2 separate regions of the Homo sapiens genome follow, and region 1 is linked to region 2. A link is a contact called in ENCODE Hi-C or POLR2A ChIA-PET data. All regions are on one chromosome and are shown on one strand. Each heading gives the region's core, a stretch centred on a gene start or an enhancer-like site at or near the end of the contact. The rest is flanking DNA. Distances are from core to core; before and after follow the strand shown. Region 1 has its middle 24 kb from the start of ELF3. Region 2 overlaps LMOD1 (leiomodin 1).

Region 1 (6,491 bases), core at 1,854-4,353, 140 kb before region 2:
GGTGCCATTTTCTCACACTTATCTGACTGGTGTGGGAAAATGGCACCAGCAGGCTTGGAATGTGCCCAAACAAAGCCATCCAAGGGACCTCGTACTGTTGTGGATCCATATACATCCCAGAAACCAAGTAGAACCCAATGACTAGATGTCCCATATCTGAAGGTTCTGAGTCAGCAGCAGTGATAATACTTAGGGCAGGATCTGTGCAGTGAAAAGACTGAGATTGGGAAATCCCCAGGGACTTGGGCTGAAAACAAAGCCATTTCCAGAACAGAGAGGGAGCCAATCTCCCTGGAGGACTGAGGTCCTTGCAGAGAATCCTCACTCAAGGTTGCAGTAGGCAGACTCCTCATATTAGTCCGTTTTCGCACTGCTGATAAAGACATACCCGAGACCGGGAAGAAAGAGAGGTTTAATTGGACTTACAGTTCCATATGGCTGGGGAGGCCTCAGAATCATGGTGGGAAATGAAAGGCACTTCTTACATGGCAGCAGCAAGGGAATATGGGAAAGAAGCAAAAGCAGAAACCCCTGATAAACCCATCAGATCTTGTGAGACTTATTCACTATCCCGAAAATAGCACAGGAAAGACGGGCCCCCATGATTCAATTACCTCCTCCTAGGCCCCTCCCACAACACATGGGAATTCTAGGAGATACAATTCAAGTTCAGATTTGGGTGGGGACACGGCAAACCATATCACTCCTACCACTATGGTCTCTAGGCACAATGATCCAGAAATACTGGGATGTGAGATTTCTCTCCAAGGAGCACGTTCATTGCCAGGGATGGGCCCTCGTGCTGAGTGGCCCTGTGTGCCCCAGGCCTGTGGAAGGTGCTACTGCTCCATCTGTGCCTTGGATACCTCCATGCAGCCCAGCCCTGCAAACCAATTGATTATCCTTCCTGATTCAGTTGATCTCTAACTAGCAGCCAGGCCTCACTCAATGGTGCGGTTCACTGGATGTCATCTGCTAATCTCACACGCTATAAAGCCTTGAGAGAAGGGATCACTCTGTTCTCTTCCCACTTTGTACCTTCAGTATCTAGCACAGTACTCCATAGATAATAGTAGCTCGTTAAATATTTGTGAATAAATCAGTATATACATGATCATCAATCCTGATGTGTTTTATTGAATGTCTTTCTTTTATAGTTTTTTTGTTTGTTTTTTTGAGACAGGATCTCCCTCCCTCACCTAGGTTACAGTATAGTGGCGAAATCGTGGCTCCCTGCAGCCTCAACCTCCCAGGTTCAAGCGGTCCTCGCACCTCAGCCTCCTGAGTAGCTGAGACAACAGGTATGCACTACCATGCCAGGCTTTTGTTTTGTTTTGTTTTGTTTTGTTTAGAGACAGGATCTCACTATGTTGCCCAGGCTGGTCTCAAACTCCTGGGCTGAAGTGATCTGCCTGCCTCAGCCTCCCAAAGTGTTGGGACTACAAGTGTGAGCCACCATGCCTGGCCCCCCCATTGTGTTCTTTCAAGATTTGTACCTATACACGTGTGTAATACACACCACACATCTTTACATACATATATGTATAATTTGTTAGCTTTATGATTTTAAAAATCCAGAATCTTGTGATGTTTCTGGAGAAAAAAATTCATATTTTAATATATAATTTGCATTTGCATTGCTAGAGGACTATTTACCAACTCCTAAAGTCAGTACATCTGAAAACAGAATGTGTCATGGAAAATAATTCTCTTTTAAAAATTCACAGCAATTAGGACATATCTTATTTTGAAAACGGAAACATGCTGTGTTCACGCCTGTAATCCCAGCACTTTGGGAGACCCAGACAGGTGGATCAGTTGAAGTCAGCAGTTCAAAACCAGCCTGGCCAACATGGCAAAACCCCATCTCTATTAAAAATGTGAAAATTAGCCGGGCATGGTGGTGCGCGCCTGTAATCCCAGCTACTCTGGAGGCTGAGGCAGGAGAATCGCTTAAACCTGAGAGGCGGAGGTTGCAGTGAGCTGAGATCATGCCACTGCACTCCAGCCTGGGTGACAGAGCGAGACTCTGTCTCAAAAAAAAAAAAAAAAAAGAAAGAAAGAAAAAGAAAAGTAAAAGGAAACAATTCAAGTGTGAATGGAGTCATAGTGGAAAAAAAGAGTTCCAGCCAAATTCTTTTCTATGCAGCATTCCCTGTGGGCAAACATCTCTTAATGAGAGGAATTCCTACTTTCCCAAGTCAAGAACTTGCTGCTCCAAGTTGCTAATATTATAGTAGTTCTATATTTTATATCAACTCCTGGATCTTTTTCTGGGTTGGGAAGTCCTTCTGGTGTCATGGGTAATCTAAACACTAATGAATAGAGCAGGTAGGATGCTGAGACCTTCAGGGGTAAAAAGCAATTTTTAAATATACATCTAAGTTTATTTTTTTTGTTTTGTTTTTGTTTTTGTTTTTGAGACAGAATGTCACTCTGTTGCCCAGGCTGGAGTGCAATGGTGCAATCTCAGCTCACTGCAGCCTCCGCCTCCCAGGTTCAAGTGATTCTCCTGCCTCAGCCTCCCGAGTAGCTGAGATTACAGACGCCTGCCACCACACCCAGCTAATTTTTGTATTTTTTAGTAGAGACGAGGTTTCATCATGTTGGCCAGGCTGGTCTTGAACTGCTGGCCTCAAATGATCCACCCGCCTCAACCCCCTAAAAGGTACTGGGATTACAGGCAATGAGCCACCGCGGCCAGCCTAAACATACATCTAAGTTTAGATGGAAATGTGTACTTAAAACAACAATAGATGAATAAAAAGCCACCCAAGCTTAGGCAAAATGGAAAATGTTATTTGCCATCGGAAGCCTTCCACGTCATATGTATATTTATATATGCTGTAGACAAATTTTTATGACACTTGTGAGCAGTGATGCAGATAAGAGGGCAGTGGCCAAGGACGGGGCGGTCACATACCCCAGCCCCGGCTGGGGTATGTGAACCCGCATACTAGGGTATGTGACCATGCAGCCCCTTGCCCTGTAGGCCTACACCCCAGGACGGGCCTTTGAGGCCCTCCAGGATGAAGCTGGTTAATCATTCACTCTGCTCCCAGGGTGAGGTAATCCAGTCTCCCCAGGGAGAGGTGAAACTTGCGGGTAAACCAGCCCAGCCTGCACTGCAGGGCTGACGTCACCGTCACTGAGCTAGCGAGCTAGTGGAGGTTGCTGCTGGCCAGGCCACGGGTGGGTGGGGAACCTGCGGTCGGGGGTGGGTATGGGGAGTGGAAGGTTGGGGAGGGTTCTCTTGAGCTGAGGGCACATTCCTGACTAAATTCACCCCGAGGCTGCTCTGGTGGAAACCACCAGCTGGTCCCAGGGCCCTGGTGCTGCAGAAAGAACGGCAGGCTGAAGGAAAGAGATCTGTGAGGGCTCCTCCACCTAGTGTGAGGGCCACTTGGTGGAACGGGGCAGCAGGGTGGAGGGGAGTGACTCTGTAGATGGTGAGAACATGGGAAATCCTGCGGAGAAAGCCCTGATTTAGGAGGCTACAGACCCTTAGTCCTGGCTCTGCCATACCACGCCCCATGCCCTGCTGGGCGCCTTCCACCCCCATTCCCCAAATAAGGACAGACCATACGTTCCTTGGTGCCCTCTCTGTGCTTTTAAGTGCCAGCTTCTTACATAGATGATCTCATTTCATCTTCAGAACAACCCCAAGAGATGGCTGTGAGGATCAACCACATGTGAGAGGTGGGGAAGCTGAGGCAGGAGCAGTGGGTACTTACCACGGATTACCCAGCAGTCAAGGCTGACTGAGGACCTTAACCCAGGCAGGCTGACTCTGGCACCCGCAGCCACAATGCCATCCTGCCTGGGTCCCAGCTGACCTCTTCTGGGACCTGTCCCCCCCACCCTCCCCCGTCTGGCATCTCATATCCTCCTCCTTCCTCTCTGCCTTTTCATATCCAATTCCTTGGAAGCCCTAGTTCTCAGAGAGGAAGGCTTATGAAGCGTTGATTCACACAGCTTCCCCATCCAGCCCAAGGGTATAATGAAAAGGAAAAGCCAATCAGTAGCAAAGAGGTCAACCTTTTGCCCATTGATTAGAGCTAAAGGTCCTCAGCCTTGCCAGAGGTCACCAATCAGAGGTTCAAAGATGATAATTAGTGGTCATCAATTTCTTGATGAGGTATCAGGTAGATGCATTCATTTATTCGATAAATTGTTTATTGGATGTCTTCAGTGGGATACACATTGTGAGCAAAGCAGGCAAAATGCCATGCCCTCACGGAGTGTTCATTTTAGTGGGGGGAGAAAGACAATTACAAACAGCAAAAATAGATAAATATTTTGTGTGTCTGAGCATGATAAATGCTATGGAGAAAAATAAAACCAAGAAAGAAGATAGGAAGGCGGGCAGGGCTAGGGTGGGCAATGGGTTACAATTATTTTTGTGTTTTTTTTTATTATTATTATACTTTAAGTTATAGGGTACATGTGCACAACATGCAGGTTTGTTTCACAGGTATACATGTGCCATGTTGGTTTGCTGCACCCATCAACTCGTCATTTACATTAGGTATTTCTCCTAATGCTATCCCTCCCCCAGCCTCCCACTCTCCTTTTGTTGCTGTTTTTTTTTTTTTTTTAAGAGACTGGGTCTTGCTGGGCATGGTGGCTCACGCTTGTAATCCCAGCACTTTGGGAGGCTGAGGCGGGTGGATCACGAGGTCAAGAGATCGAGACCATCCTGGCCAACATGGTGAAACCTCATCTCTACTAAAAATACAACAATTAGCTGGGCATGGTGGTGGGTGCCTGTAATCTCAGCTACTTGGGAGGCTGAGACAGGAGAATTGCTTGAACCTGGGAGGTGGAGGTTGCAGTGAGCTGAGATCGCACCATTGCACTCCAGCCTGGGCAAAGAGTGAAACTCCATCTCAAAAAAAAAAAAAAAAAAGAGAGAGAGACTGGGTCTCGCTCTGTTGCCCAGGCTGGAGCGTAGTGGTGCAGTCATAGCATACTACAGCCTTTCTCTCCTGGGCTCAAGCCATCCTCCTGCCTCAGCCTCTTGAGTAGCGAGGAGTACAAGCGTGCGCCACCATGACTTAAGTTTGTTTTGTTGTTTTTTGAGACGGAGTCTCGCTCTGTTGCCCAGGCTGGAGTGCAGTGGCACAGTCTTGGTTCACTGCAGCCTCTGCCTCCTGGTTCAAGCGATTCTCTTGCCTCAGCCTCCTGAGTAGCTGGGTCTACAGGTGTGCACCACCACGCCCAGCTAATTTTTGTATTTTTAGTAGAGACAGGGTTTTACCATGTTGGCTAGACTGGTCTTGAACTCCTGGCCTCAAGTGATCTGCTTCCCTCAGCCTCCCAAAGTGCTGGGATTACAGGCATGAGCCACTGTGCCCAGCCCTTGCTAACTTTTAAAAATTTTTTGTAGAGACCGGAGTCTCCCTATGTTGACCAGGCTGGTCTCAAACTCTCGGCCTCAAGCGATCCTCCTTAGGCCTCCTAAAGTGCTAGGATTACAGGTGTGAGCCAAGACCGGAGTCTCCCTATGTTGACCAGGCTGGTCTCAAACTCTCGGCCTCAAGCGATCCTCCTTAGGCCTCCTAAAGTGCTAGGATTACAGGTGTGAGCCGCTGTGCCCAGCCTGTTTTTAAGATGGGAGAAATTATAATACGTTTATATGCCAATGTAAATAATCAAGTAAAAAGGAAATTTTTGAGAAGGGAGAGAGTTGCTGGAGCACTGTCCTTGGGTAGGCGAGATGGGAGGGGATTTAGTGCACAAGCGGAGGGGTTAGCCTCAGCCAGGAGCTCAGCCAGTCATCTGCAGTAACAGGAGAGAAGGCAGAGGGTTTAGGCGTGGAGGCTGGTAGGCGGGTGGGTGCAGGGGTGAGACATTGGAGGGAGTCCTCATCTGGTCGCTTCCATTTTCTCAGTGAACTAAGAGGCAAGATCCTCCACCAAGTGAGAAGTGGAAAGCAGATGAAGTTTTGATGAGAGAGAAGGTATAAAATATTCCTCTGAGAAAACAAGAGGGTGAGTCAACTTGGGAAAGGTAGTATGATTGTCAGGTAACACTAGGGCCCACATGAAATTCATGATCAATAATTTAGAGAAGCGTTTCTCAATCTCAGCACTGTTGACATTTTAGGCCAGTTAAGTGTTTGTTGTGGGGAGCTGGCCTGTGAGCTACAGGATGCTTAACACGGCTGGGCTCTCTACCCACTAAATACCTGTAGCACCTACCCTCAGGTGTGATAATAAAAATGTCTCCAAACACTGATGTCCCTGACAGGGGCGGTGGCGGTGGGGGTGGTGGGGGGTGCCAGGTACAAAGCTGCTCCCTACAGAGAACCACCAATTTAGACTGAGAACAGTCAATGTGTCTGTTAATCAGCGCAGGTGCATACTCAGAACGGACAGAGGGTTGGATTTTATCAAGATTGTGGTTCTGCCAAGTGAGAAACACAAAGCAAAAGGGGCCAAGAGAGTTCAGGGTTTCTGAAAGAAAGTGATTGTAATGTCCGATCATAG
Region 2 (6,536 bases), core at 2,073-4,572:
TGCCCCACCACCCCCTCCCCCTCCCTTGGCTCCACCCCTTATCATGGAGAACCTGAAGAATTCACTCTCACCAGCTACCCAGAGGAAGATGGGAGACAAAGTCCTCCCTGCCCAGGAGAAGAACTCCCGTGACCAGCTATTGGCTGCCATCCGCTCCAGCAACCTCAAGCAGCTCAAGAAGTTAAGTAGTTGTGGGCATGAGCCAACAGGGCGGGGCTGGGTAGGGCCTGGAGGAGAGGGTAGGACTGCAAAAGGGAAGGCATGCAGAGGAGCTTATGTCGGCTGCAGATGATATAGACTCCCAGGGCCCATAGGGGACTTCAGGTCATCTCATGCATCCTCCTGCCTGCAGGCAGGTCACACCTGTATATCCCCTAGAGCTGAGACTCTACCCTTCCTTTAAGGAGCTTCCTTTAATACCTCACTCCATGCTTCTCTTTCATTCTGCAATGAAGCCTGTTTCTCCTTAAAATGGAGAAATGGCCTCTACAGAGTAGTTTTGCCTCGGGTCCTTCCTTTAAGTCTTCTCCATTTCCCCAAACAAAAATGATCCACGTTTTACTTAGCCTCCTCTCAGGACCAGCCAAGTCCTACAGGTCAGTCCATCCGAAAGGTCTCTGGGAGATTCACCTCTCAGGAGAGTCTACCTTTGCCTAGCCAGTGCCATGGACACAGGAGCCATCCCTGGACACCCTACTTCTCCAAGCCCTGCCTCCCCTGGAAGTCTGGCCTGGGTGACAAAGTCCACGATCGTTTGTCCATTTGGTTGGATACCCAACCCCCACAACATCATCTGGGACAAGGTATCATGAGATAAAGGAAAATCTCAATTGTAATTCCAGTGGTCACTCAATGACATCCAATTTTTACAGACAATGAAAAATGCTCCCTCAGTGTCAACACCTCATTCACATTCCACAGACATAACATATTGCAGTGTCTTGTGTGTCCTTCCAGTAGGGAGGGAGGTGAGGTGGCTGAGCTCCCTTCTCTAACCTGTCTCTACTTTGCCCCTACAGGTGGAAGTGCCCAAACTGCTTCAGTAGGACCAGGCTGCCAGGCACCATCTGCCAATGCCATGACTGCTCAGGCCTCACCTCCCAGGGCTACACAGACCCTGCCCACCCCATCCCTGGCTGACCTGCTGTGGATGTCCCTATTCTGCCATGGGAGAGTCCAGGCCTGGGTCACGCTCAAGGAAGGATGCCTTATCTCTTCTCACTTTCCTTTTCTTGTCTCTGAGGCTCTCCAAATTTTGCTTTAGTACATGGAGCTCAGGTTTCTGGACAAGAAGAGTCCTTTTAGCACATCACTGAGAAGATGGCACTGTCCAGGGCCCATGTAGCTGGCAAGCTGCAAAAGGCCTGTGATCCAGGAAAGATGTCCCACAGGGACCACATCCACCCCAGCCCCACTGCCCTCCAGGGCCAGGATTCAGGCCTCTGAGGAGCCCACGGGGCAAAGCTGCTGGGCCAGTGGCACTCTGTGTGGGAAAATGGCAGAAAGATGGAGAGGCATGGGGGCCCAAAGGGGAGCGTGGGGAGGGGCTGAGGATACCCCAAAGTCCAGGCTAATTAGAGGATGTGGCAGGGGCAGTGGCCTGGATGCACAGTGCCTGATGGGAGTAGGCTCCAGACAGGAGGAGTGGGACAGACAGCAGCTGGACTTGAAGGTTTGATGCCAAAGCAGACATTTTCCTCACACCCACCTGCTGCTGTATGAATAGCTGTGTATCTGTTTTTCCATAAGATTTTGATAATATATACAAACCTTTAGCTGTGAATGGCTGTGCCCCACCTGTTGTCCTGAACTGTGAGTCCTGATCCTAACCCTGGGCTCCCTGGAGGACTCTAGAAGCTCAGGTTCCCTGCCACACTATTTGAGTTGGCCAAGAAATAAATTCACATCCTCAGAAAGTGCAGCATGGAGGAAAATCTGAACTCTAAGCAGAAGACTCTCCACTGACCTGGTTGTCCAGGTCTAGAAGGCCAGGCCTCTACTAGGTCTGCTCCTGAACCAGTCCTGCTGCCTGGAGTCAGTAGCCAGAGTTGTTCTCAGGGGTGCTGGGGCAGAGTGGAGCCCAGGGTGCTGGGATGGCTATATTAGGCATGTTCAGGGATGCTCATTCCATGACTCTGCCTAACCATGGGCTCAGGGCCAGGTCCTCACAGCAGTCACAGGCCCAGGAAGGCGGCAGGCAGAGAAGTGGAGTGACTATTTGGAGAATAGCACCCATATCTGTGTGCCCTAGGGCTCAGAGGGGCCTCATCTTCCCCAGCCCTCCCCACCTGCTCACCAATTCCACTTCCTGCCCCAACTGCAGGAATGCTGACAATGCTGCCATGCCCACCATCGGGTGTAGGTGAAAGGCATCTTTCTGAATTTCATTCTCTTGAAGGTGCTGCCACCCCTTGGCACTGTGGAACTGCCACCTTGGGTCTGTGTCACTTGTAGGTTTCTCTGCCTCCAGGTTGCCTCAACAGCAGGAGGCACAGCAGTTTCACCATCTTTGAGGTGAGGGTGGGGTGCCCCAGCTAGGAAGCAAGATCGCTGTGCTAGGTCTGACCAAAACCAGAGGGCAGTCTAGTCCTGGGGGTAAAGCCCTCAGATCCCAGGGTACACTCTTCTCCATTCCCTCCACCCACTTGCCTGTCACCCCAGTCACCTAAGCAATCACTGGGCCCAGAGGAGAGGAGACAGACACACACTGGCTCCTGGACCTAAAGGGTATGAGCTGGAGCTAAGGCCAGCTAGAGCTTCCACTGTCAGCCCTCACTGTCAGTCCCACTGCACCCCCCTGTGCCTGCTGGGCACTGGGCACTAGCTAGATGCTTTAGGTTGCTTCAGCTGATCCTTCAACTCTGTGAGGTGGATACCAATATTCTATTTTGCAGATAGAATTTGGCCCAGAGAGGTTAACTAATATATCCATGATCACACAGCTAATAAAAGTCAGAGCTCAGGTCTGTTTTGTTTGTTGGTTTTGTTTTGAGCCCAGGTCTTCAGGCCATAGAACTGCTTCTCATTAACAGCTCCCCTTCCTTCCCTCACTGAAATAAGGCTGTGACGGTGCTGCAGGAAAGCACTGGACGCTCACCTGAACCCAAACAACCTGCCTCCAAATCTTAAGGGTCCAATAGAACCTGTCACCTTAGGAAGCCCTTTCTACCAAACTTCAAACATGATTTAGCCAGAGAGAAAAACCACTCCCTACTGTCCTGAGCAACAAGTGAGCTGCCCTCTTCCTCGGTGCTCCCGCGGTGGGGATGCTGTTTCCGTCCTGGATGATGTCATCACTCCTCTAGTGCACTTGAACCTGGTGCGGGAGCACAGCGCCACCTGGGGGTGGACCGCAACCCAGATTCTCCAGCTGCTCCAGGGGTGCCCTGGAGCTGTGCTAGGGACCAGGGGAGGGAGGCAGTTAGAGGGAGGGGGAGGAAAAGATGGGCAGATAGCCTGGTGAGCTTCGGAAAAGGGGCCCAAACTCTGGAGGCTGTGTTTCTGCTGCGCCACGCACCCACTGCTGCCCACCTGCCCCACCAACACTGGCAGTCACCCATCTATCCTGCTTCCTTTCCTAAAACTTAGAGAGGGAAATCCAGAAAGGCTCTATCCTTGTCTGGTGCCTGTACTGTACAAGGACAAAAAAAGAGGTTCGAAGATAGAAAATGACTTGTCGAAGTTGATGAATCAGGATTTGAACCCAAGTCTCTTATCTCTGGGTTCATCTAGCAACCTGGATGAAGCCACGGTCTGACCTCCACGGTCTCTGCCTGCAGCCCCCACTGTCATATCCTCCACTCTGCCCCCCCACCCTCCATCACTTCCTGGAGAATCACATTCCCTAGCTCCTACCTGCAAGGAAGGGAGGCTTCACCTCTCAGCTCTCCCGGCCCGCAGGGCCCAGCCGTTGCACCCCAAGCTTCTTGCCTCCTGGTCCTATCCAGATGGGAAAAGCGTCTTTCCCTCCACCTTCCCAGCACTGGGACCTAGGCCCTGGTGCTGGCTGTGGGTGGGATGGCAGGCACCAGCAGCTGCCAAGGCGCTGGCCTCACTTGTCCTTACAGAAGCTCAACCTGCAGGTGAGCAAGGGGCTCTAGGCCTGGGCACTGTGTCACACATGTGGCACTCTTTAAGAAACATGAGATCTGGATGCAGGTCACCCATGAGCTTCTGGACCACCAAGTCGGGAGTGCCATGTGCTGCCCCCTACCCTTCACCCTGCATGGCCAGGCTGGGGCTCCTGACCTCTGAGTTTGGCCTAACTAGGGCCTGTGTTGCTGTGGTGCTGGGCTAGGCTGCTGGCCTAAGAGTGGCCAAGAGAGTGTGGCCCCCCTCAGCACCCTTCCCCCAGCACCTCCCACTCATCCTGTCTATGCCCCTCCTACCCCTCCCTCCCTCCCTCCTTCCTCCAGCCCTCTAGGGCCCTTCCCTTACTTGCCCCTCCCTCCTTTACTCTTTGCCTGAAGTACCTCCCTTCTGTTCACCTCTTGTGGGGGGCTCCCCTTCTCCCCTCACCCAAGGTGTCTCTCCTTTCTTGCCAACCTTTCTCCCCCTGCCCATTGTATTTCCATGTGTCCCTGCCCTAGCTCCTTCCCCTGCACCTGACCCCTCCCATCCACCTGTGAGATCCGCTTTCCCTTGAGCAGGCCCAGCCTGGCAAGATTCCTGCCCTAAGAATGCACTCCTCTTGCTTTTGTCTAAAAATGCCCCTCTTCTCCACATGTGCCTTCCAGACCGCCCTTTGGGGGATTCACCATTCCCTCCCAGCCTAGCAGGACCCTATTGACACTATTGAGGTCCCCCAATCCTTGAGGGACACTGCCCCTCCCACCCTCACTCCTGCCTGCCCTTATAGAGTGCCTGATTGGCTTTCAGGGGTGCTAGCTGAGGAACAAGGCGATCCGGAGGGGCAACTACAGCTTTGTACTCCCCTGGCCCTGCTGGGCTCCCCTTGTTTCCCAGATGATGAGTCAGATGAGGTGGGGTCAGAGGAGACTGCAGTGGTTTGGGAAGAGACGTAGGGGTGATTGCCTCCATTTAAAGAACTCCAGGATATGTGAGAGACCTCTTCACTGCTCAGAGCATGTGAAAGTCCTACTCTGTCACAGTTTTGCTCCTTTTCTTAGAATTCTCTTCAGTGTTTTGCAGAGTTAGTTGACTGGAAATGGGGCAACTCTACTCTTCCAGTCTCAGCTATGGCTAGGGTAAACCTGCCTCCTATCCCAGACTACAAAGCATTTTTTCATTGGCACCAGGTTGTTGATTCAAGGATAATTAATTCTGACTGGCATCACCTTGCATACATTTACACATCATTTCTCGGAGAAACTAAAAAACCTTAATATGTAGATCTCTTCCAGCTCCCAGCTTCAGGAGAGAGGAGACTGCACTCCAAACCTCAGATGACTTGGAGACCCTCTTTCCTAAATTGTGAAGCCAGGCACTCCAGGGCTCCAGCTCCCACCTCTTGTCCCCACCCTCAAAGAGAAAGAGGATTTGTACCTGTGGCCTCAGCTCTGTCTCTACCAGCATCAGCAGCCCCTCCCTGTCTGGGTCTGATCCAGGGGCAGACATGTGGGCCCCATGAAGATTTCACTGGGAAGGGGAAAGCCATGAATCTAGGGGCAGAGCTCTGCCCAGGGGAATTTCTGACCCTGGCCCCAAAACCCTGGCCCAGGAGCTCTTGCCTTCCAGGCTGCGTGACAAGAGATAATCCTCAAGAGTATGTGGGTGGCAGAAGGCCCTGGGGGCATGGTCAGCACAACGGCCATATCCAGAACCCAGCTGGGCTGCAGGATCCCAGAGGTCTGAGCGGGCAGGGCAGGAGAGCAAAGCCTGAGGCTGCAGTGGGGCTGGAGTACCTGTGGATGGGGAGAAAAGGAGGGCTGGGCTTAGAGGATACTTGGATAAGGGGCTTGGAGAGGGGAGGGGCTCTTCATTGGTGGGGCTTTGCCAAGCTGAGCTGACACTTTTCCCACTTGAGTTAAAAACAATAAAACTTCCTTCCCTGGATCTGTCACCAGACAAGTCCTGAGAGCACAAGGACCATGACCCCAGGGAACAAGGAGAGGGAAGACAGCCAGGCAGCTCCAGAGGTAGGGGGGCTCTTCTAGGCAATATTTGTGGGAGGAGGGGGAGAAAAGGTCATATCCCCCACTGTGTGGCTCAGTGGGGGTCACAGACATGGGCCTGGGGACTGGCAACCCAAGCAGCTGACAGAAGCACCTTGCACCAGATTCTTGGGTCACCCAGTGTCTCTACCTGGCTCCTAGTTCTAGGATCTCTAATCAGGAAGGAAAGCACAGGACTAACAGTTTCATGTACATACTATTTCACCCTCCTGACAGCCATGGGGTATTATCCCCATTTGATTTATTTATTTATTTATTTTTATTTATTTATTTAGAGACAGATCCTGGTTCTGTTGCCCAGGCTGGAGTACAGTGGCGCAATCTCGGCTCAATGTAACCCCAGCCTCCTGGGTTCAAGCGATTCTCCTGCCTTAGCCTCCCGAGTAGCTGGGATTACAGGCG

Evidence for each region. A loop is a pair of places that touch in the nucleus more often than their neighbours do. ChIA-PET counts read pairs that join two places held with the same protein, here RNA polymerase II (POLR2A). Pooled maps may share reads with other maps.
Region 1: a pooled map shows a loop between it and region 2 (2.1-fold over the local background). The contact joins two enhancer-like sites. A Hi-C loop is called at or near these places in 2 of 50 pooled maps. POLR2A ChIA-PET finds 5 or more read pairs at or near these places in 6 of 52 experiments (GM12878, H1, HEK293 and 3 more).

What each region holds. Positions count from the first base shown.
Region 1 is chr1:202,031,608-202,038,098 of GRCh38, reverse strand. No RefSeq gene overlaps it. Among named protein-coding and RNA genes, the nearest start is that of ELF3, 24 kb to the right of the region's middle. Within about 2 kb of position 3,103, at least 15 of the 41 ENCODE cell types and tissues checked have a DNase peak (open chromatin) inside an H3K27ac peak, as active enhancers do.
Region 2 is chr1:201,892,882-201,899,417 of GRCh38, reverse strand. It overlaps LMOD1 (leiomodin 1), which reads left to right. Exons shown (of 3, transcript NM_012134.3): 2 at 1-181; 3 at 1,020-2,962. The coding sequence ends at 1,046. Among named protein-coding and RNA genes, the nearest start is that of SHISA4, 7.3 kb to the right of the region's middle. RefSeq lists an enhancer at 3,207-3,276. Within about 2 kb of position 3,322, at least 18 of the 41 ENCODE cell types and tissues checked have a DNase peak (open chromatin) inside an H3K27ac peak, as active enhancers do.